2 separate regions of the Homo sapiens genome follow, and region 1 is linked to region 2. Evidence: chromatin contacts called from ENCODE Hi-C data. All regions are on one chromosome and are shown on one strand. Each heading gives the region's core, a stretch centred on a gene start or an enhancer-like site at or near the end of the contact. The rest is flanking DNA. Distances are from core to core; before and after follow the strand shown. Region 1 overlaps RBMS3 (RNA binding motif single stranded interacting protein 3). Region 2 overlaps RBMS3 (RNA binding motif single stranded interacting protein 3).

What was found. A loop is a pair of places that touch in the nucleus more often than their neighbours do. Pooled maps may share reads with other maps.
Region 1: a loop to region 2 is called in a map of endothelial cell of umbilical vein, with 8 times the contacts of the local background. The contact joins two enhancer-like sites. A Hi-C loop is called at or near these places in 27 of 168 maps with a recorded cell type or tissue (Calu3, PC-3, Right ventricle myocardium inferior and 15 more) and 24 of 50 pooled maps.

What each region holds. Positions count from the first base shown.
Region 1 is chr3:29,758,240-29,761,626 of GRCh38, forward strand. The region is part of intron 5 of RBMS3 (RNA binding motif single stranded interacting protein 3); the gene reads left to right. Among named protein-coding and RNA genes, the nearest start is that of RBMS3-AS2, 120 kb to the left of the region's middle. Within about 2 kb of position 1,317, at least 12 of the 41 ENCODE cell types and tissues checked have a DNase peak (open chromatin) inside an H3K27ac peak, as active enhancers do; they include ascending aorta, endothelial cell of umbilical vein, gastrocnemius medialis and 2 more, where a contact is called at or near this core.
Region 2 is chr3:29,523,903-29,527,127 of GRCh38, forward strand. All of the region lies in intron 3 of RBMS3 (RNA binding motif single stranded interacting protein 3), which reads left to right. Among named protein-coding and RNA genes, the nearest start is that of RBMS3-AS2, 120 kb to the right of the region's middle. Within about 2 kb of position 1,534, at least 14 of the 41 ENCODE cell types and tissues checked have a DNase peak (open chromatin) inside an H3K27ac peak, as active enhancers do; they include ascending aorta, endothelial cell of umbilical vein, gastrocnemius medialis and 2 more, where a contact is called at or near this core.

The DNA.
Region 1 (3,387 bases), core at 67-2,566, 230 kb after region 2:
TCAGGAGGGATGACATGAGGCCAGCAATGGAGCTGCATCTCTTGCAAATAAATAGTCTCAATTCAAAGTCATGAGACAACAGTTCTATTCCAGGCTCATCCACTAACTAGTTTTTAGGGAAGCCAATCACAGTCTTCTAGTGTTACTTTCTTCATCTGTACAATATAGAAGTTGATATCTGAGTCTTGAAATTATGTGACTCTCAAACTCTGGAATGTGTTTTCATTAGTCAAATATTGTCATCCACAGTTTCATTTCCTAAGAGGAATGTGTTGTAATGCTGAGCAAGATACCCTCAAAATTTCTGGTTTCTACAAAAGGGCATGTAAGGGAGGCCTCTCTGCTTCACTGTTTGGTACTTAAGACACTTGTATCCTAAGAATGTCAGGTGCCTGGCAGGAAGAAAACAAATTGCAAAAACTGAGAAGAAAATTCATCGCATTCATTCATCTTTGTTTCTGGAACTCACTATTTTATTCCTTCCGTTACAATGGATTAAGAAGGAAATGACATAATTTGTTTTTGAAATGTCAGAAGCAGTGCAGAGTTTAGTACTTTAAAAAATAGTTTAATGTTGACCCTGTGCATACGTAAATCTTACCAGAAATGAGGATGACTGGCTTACAACGTTAGATACTCTAAGTTGCCAATAATTTGTACAGAGCCTGTGATTGCAAAACCACAAACATTTCACAATACTGGAAACCTCTAATTAACCATAATAAATGACAGGATGGGTTTGTTTTAAATACATGGTTAATAATGCTTACTGCTTTAAGACCATAAACTGTGTGATTCTCTATGGAGGTGACAGAGGTAGGCTGCAAATGGTTTTGCAAAGTACGTTTCTACCTCTGCATGTTAAGTCTGACCCAGAACATTCTACTAATATTGGATCAGCCTCTCATCTGACGTAATTTGCCTGTGGGAATTGTATCGGCTGTTAAACTAGCTCCTCTTAGTAGCTGTTTGAAAAAAAAAAGGAAGAAGAAGCACAATTCTGTGGTGTGTTTCAAATAACTGAAGCCAGTGTCCTAGGTACTGAGACAAGAAAGAATGTCAAACAGGACCTTTAATGTGTATTTATATTTAAACATCAGACCTAACAGAAAACCCTGAAGCTTTATACAATGATTAGAGCCTTGTAAGATCCTAATTAATGTATTGTCAGGTGAATGGTTGGCCTGGCACTCAAGCTGTTCTGAGGGACGCAAGGGGTTTCAGGTACCGCCTAGGAAGAATAGATGCAGTTGTAGTGATTCAGTGGCCCATCTGAAAGGGACATATAAAGGCAGCTGTGTCTGGTGTGCTGTCTTTTCAGACTCACTTGATAATGCTAGTGTCAGTTTCAACTGAAGCGTGTGCCAGATTCCAGACAGCTTGAGCTGGCATTTCAGAGAGGTTAATTGTGAAACTTGAGAAGAAAATGGGCACATTCTTCCTAAGATGGCTATTCAAATATAGTCTCTTTCCTCCCCCCCCAGAGCTTTCTGGGTCTCAGTCTCACTTTTGTTCTGCTTCCACGTAAAATGCATGAGGAACACTGAGCCTTTTCCCCTTGGCAGCTCCTATATTGCCATCTTTGCTGGGACTGCTTTGCCTTGTTAAAATGTGCCCCGTGTATTAAAATGGAATTGTCACTGCTGGGTGGTGCAGCGTAACATGGTTTGACACTAAGCGCCGGCAGCTACAGAAAACAGACTTTTATTGCATTTATTCTTTCAGAGACGGGAGTCTCTAAAGGCTCACAGCAGACATTCACTTAGTTAAATCTGAATGAACCCAAAGTGAACAATCTACTCTGCTGTCTTTGTGTTCATAGAAACAGCCCCCATCCAGCTTGATATGGCTGTAAAACAGTGTTAAGAAAAGATGATCACACTTAGAATGCAGAAGGGAGGACTTGAGGCTTTCAAACAGAACAAAAATATTTTAAGTGGGTGGAGTGGGTTAGCCACTTGATTTTCTTTTTTAGCTTCCTCTCTATTCCCTAAAATGTATTATGTAGAATAAACACACACACACACACATACACACACACACCCCTACACACACACACACACCCCTAGTATTAGTCTTCATTTATAATTCCATGCCATTTTAAGACAAAGGATTTGATTTGTAGGACTCTTGCAAGCAAGCTTTAGATTCTTAACTGCCTTTTATCCAGATGAGTACCCAGAGAGAGATTGAACAGGGAGGGGGCTCTGAGGCATAAACTTTGCATTTTGTAGCTCTCCTGGAATAAAAATTCCATAAAGTAACATCTGTAGTAATTAAGGGCTTACATTTCCTCTCCCATTCATGTCTCTGCTAGGAGAGAAGGTTATTTTCCCAAAGAGACAATAGTGGATCCTGTGGGAAGAGAGAAAGAACAGAGTTAGAATTCTTTTCTTCCTGGAAATGGAAATTTTCTACTTAAAAAAAAAAAAAGATAAAAAAATTGAAAGACTTACAGTAAAAGGTTCCACTGGAAAGGAAACTTGAAAGAGTTAGGAAAATTGTACTTAGCTGTTCCTAAATATTTAGAATGAGGAAAGATTCCGCTTGCCTTTCTTATCCAAACATCTTCTGATATAGGGGAACTTGTGAGTGAGTAGTAAACAAAATGCTGTTTTTGTTTTTATTTTTATCTATTAAAATTGCATAAAGAGTTTTCTTTTTATTTGGACATCAAATTGATTCATTCTGAAGACTTTTTTTTTCAAAATAATACTTATGTGGATCCATTGGGTCACCTGATGATATACATACTGAGCGTTAATGTTAAGTTAGTTTCCTACACTCTCTTGTCATAGCAGGATCAGCTACTTAAATTAGGGTGAAATATGACAATGTAGATCCCTTTGTTAAAACACTGTTAAGAAGTTCAAGGTGGCAACAGCAGAACTTTAAACCAAGTGCAGGGTTGTTCTAAGTGTGGGGCTGTGTGTGAAGACATAGGCCTCATTCCTGTAAATTTAGCCCTGCTTGGCGGTAGAGATTTGTCATATCCATCGATACAGAAAGATGCACTCTCATCACATGCTTCATAAGAATGTACATCTGAAAACAAAACTTTGTCAGAGAATAATTATAGCTCAAAACTGGAACTCGTTCCTGATATTATCTTCAAACTTGTTAAACAAGTGATACAGATGCCCTGACTTCCTCTCTCAGTTAATTTTTAAGAATTTCCCGGGCAAACCTTCCACTGAGCCACATGCTTGCTCTCTCTACCACATTGTAATAAGGACGCACGCCCTCCAAGCTGCCCAGCTCAGCCCCCTGCCCTAATTACTTCGCCAAAAGCCTCTCCTAGATTCCGTGCCTCTTCTCAGCATTTCTCTCACTTCTGGGATTCCTCTCACATTTGAATTCTTATAGCTGTAATAAATATGTATAACT
Region 2 (3,225 bases), core at 284-2,783:
TTTAAATTTTTTTTTGTAGAGATGAGGTCCCCGTATGTTGCCCAGGCTGGTCTTGAACTCCTGGCCACAAGCAATCCTTCTAGCTCAGCCTCCCAAAAGTGCTGAGATTATGGGTATGAGCCCCTGCGCCCAGCCCATAATCTCTTTTAAATGCCCAGTACAACCCTATGAGCTTCCTGATAAAATTTTCCAATTCACTTACTTTGTATCCTTTTTTGTTACCCAGTTCTTTTTCCAACTATTACCATGTCAAATTTCAAGATGAAGAAACAGGTTCATATACCTCAACCAGTAAGTCGCAGAAAGGGGATTTGAACTGGTATCTGTCTAACTACAAAACTTACAGAGGTTTCAGTGAAACTCAATACCCCATAACATGAAATCATGCTGTGATGAGGGAAATGCAGCTTTTCCTTATGATGCCTGAGAACTGATGATGCTTTTTTATGTACACACTGTACACTGATTTCATAAAACACTTTAACCTGGAAGATATGAGTGACTCCCTTTACATTTTTTTTTTTTTTTTTTTTTTTTTTTTTGGAGACGGAGTTTTGCTCTGTCTCCCAGGCTGGAGCGCAGTGGTGCGATCTCGGTTTACCACAATCTCCGCCTCCCGGTTTCAAGCTATTCTCCTGCCTCAGCCTCCTGAATAGCTGGGATTACAGGTGCGAACCACTGCGCCCAGCCAACTTTTGCATTTTATTTATTTATTTTTTTTAGTAGAGGCAGGGTTTCGCAATGTTGGCCAGGCTGGTCTTGAACTCCTGAGCTCAGGTGATCTGCCCTCCTTGGCCTCACAAAGTGCTGGGATTACAGGCATGAGCCATCACGACCAGCCTACATTCTGAAAAAATGACCTCTTGAGAGGCTGGGTGTGGTGGTTAATGCTGTAATCCCAGCACTTTGGGAGGCTGAGGTGGGTGGGTTGCTTGAGCCTAGCAGTTTTGGACTAGCCAGGAGAACATAGTGAGACATTGTCTCTAAAAAAAATTTTTTTTAATTAGCTGGCATGGTGGTGGCATGCATCTGTGGTCCCAGTTGTTCAGGGGGCTAAGGCAGGATTGCTTGAGCCCAGGAGTTCTAGGGTGCGGTGAGCTATGATCATGGGACCGCACTCTAGTCTGGGCTGCGGAGTAAGACGTTGTCTCTAAAGAAAGAGAAAAAAGACCTCTTCAGGCCACAGAGAGCAAAGTAAAGCATCTGAAATACATTTACCTTTTTTTCCTTTAGTGAGGAAAAACATTAACAAACATTTTAAATGTAACTGGGAAAGAACATTTAAGAAATTCATGCCCCTCTCTTGTATTCCAGCTTTCTTCTAGTTGGGTTCTGCATATGATTGTGTTATTAGGGACTATGCCTTTAAAAATGAAAAAATAAAAATAAAAAGGCCATGGTTAGCCTGTGAGCACATTTTTTTATTCTGGCTCTGGCCACAAGAACCAAGTTTGACTAGGCTCTGTATCAAAATAAAATCCAGAGAGGCATTCCTAAACTTGGACCTTTTGTCCACACTCACTTCCTGTTGACCGAGTGACATCCCTTCAGCTGGCCCTCCATCAAGCTGTTTGCACAGAATAGGGAGCAGTGTTTTCAAGGGCAGCAAATCTTGCAGCTTATTAAAAGTAGCATGGTATGCAACTCAGATGCCAGTTCTCTTTCCTTTTTGGGTTTCCTTGAGTCCAAAGGTCAATAGGAACACAGAAAAGCTCAGTGTATTGGTTTGTAATTCCACTCCCACTATGGCTCAATAGTACAATATATTCAGATCCTTGTCTCATTGAGTTCTTCAATCTTCAATCTTTGTTCCCTAAACACAGGCTTGTGTGAACATGCTATTAGCTAGCAGGGTTCAATTTCAGTATTAGGGGTTACATTCAGTTTCAAGCTCCTCACAGTTGTCTACACTGGGTATGAATCTGGAACTGCTGCCAATTTTCTTTGAGGGCATTTTAGTATCATTATCTCAGTGCTTATGCTATTATCTCTGAAGTGTTGTTTTCCAGCGATTTTCTGCCTCTAAAAAGACAGGATGGTTTAGCCATTTTATCAATGAAATTTAAGCATGTAGTGTCGCTGACTCTTGTGATTTCCTTCACTTCTTTTGTTCTACTACCTACCTGAGGAAATACTTTAATATTTCCAGTGAGAAGGCACCTTAAGGGAGTCTCTAACCGCTCAAAATGTGGTCTATAGAGGGACAGCCTGGGCATCATCTGGGAGCTTGTTGAAAATGCTCAATCTTAGGCTCCAGCCCATAAGTGCTGATGTAGATCTGAATTTTAATAAGATCCCTTCTTGTTTCACGAGCAAGGTAAAGTTTGAGAAGCAGGGGTCGGGCGCGGTGGCTCACGCCTGTAATCCCAGCACTTTGGGAGGCCGAGGCAGGTGGATCACGAGGTCAGGAGATCGAGAACATCCTGGCTAACACGGTGAAACCCCGTCTCTACTAAAAAATACAAAAAATTAGCCGGGCGTGGTGGTGGGTGCCTGTAGTCCCAGCTACTCAGGAGGCTGAGGCAGGAGAATGGCGTGAACCCGGGAGGCAGAGCTTTCAGTGAGCCGAGATCGCGCCACTGCACTCCAGCCTGGACGACAGAGCGAGACTCCATCTCAAAAAAAAAAAAAAAAAAAAAAAAAAAAAAAAAAAAAAAAAAAAAAAGTTTGAGAAGCAGTGATCTGGCCCACATCTGGTCTTCTAAGCAATTCTGAGAGGGATTTTAGAGCCTCTTTTTAATACTCCCAATAATAGAGATGCCACTGGTGTAAAATTTGCTGGACAGCTAAACTCTGCCTACTTATAATTTCTACACTTAGTCTTTATTTCATCTCTTTAGAGCAAATGGAATAAGTCTAATATGACCCATCTAATATTTAAAGATAGATAACGTTTCCCAACTCCTCACCTCCAATTCCTCCCTCTCTTTCTCTTTCTCTCTCATGTCTCTTTCATTGCCTGTTGCTTACTCTTCCCTCACCCCTCCCTTTATCTCTTTTCATGCTAAGCATTTATTTTCAGCCATTCTCTGCTTTGCCTGGCTTCCAAACTTTTCAACGTGACCATTCCTATTTTATTAATGGACTCTAGTTACCAACTTGTCAGTTTATTATATGTGTTGTAAAAAAGTGCAGGGGCTATTTAAAATTGTAGAACAGAGATCTACTGTGCTGATTCTGAAATATTTAAAAGCGTTCTCTTGGTGTCTACCAGGCCATGATATC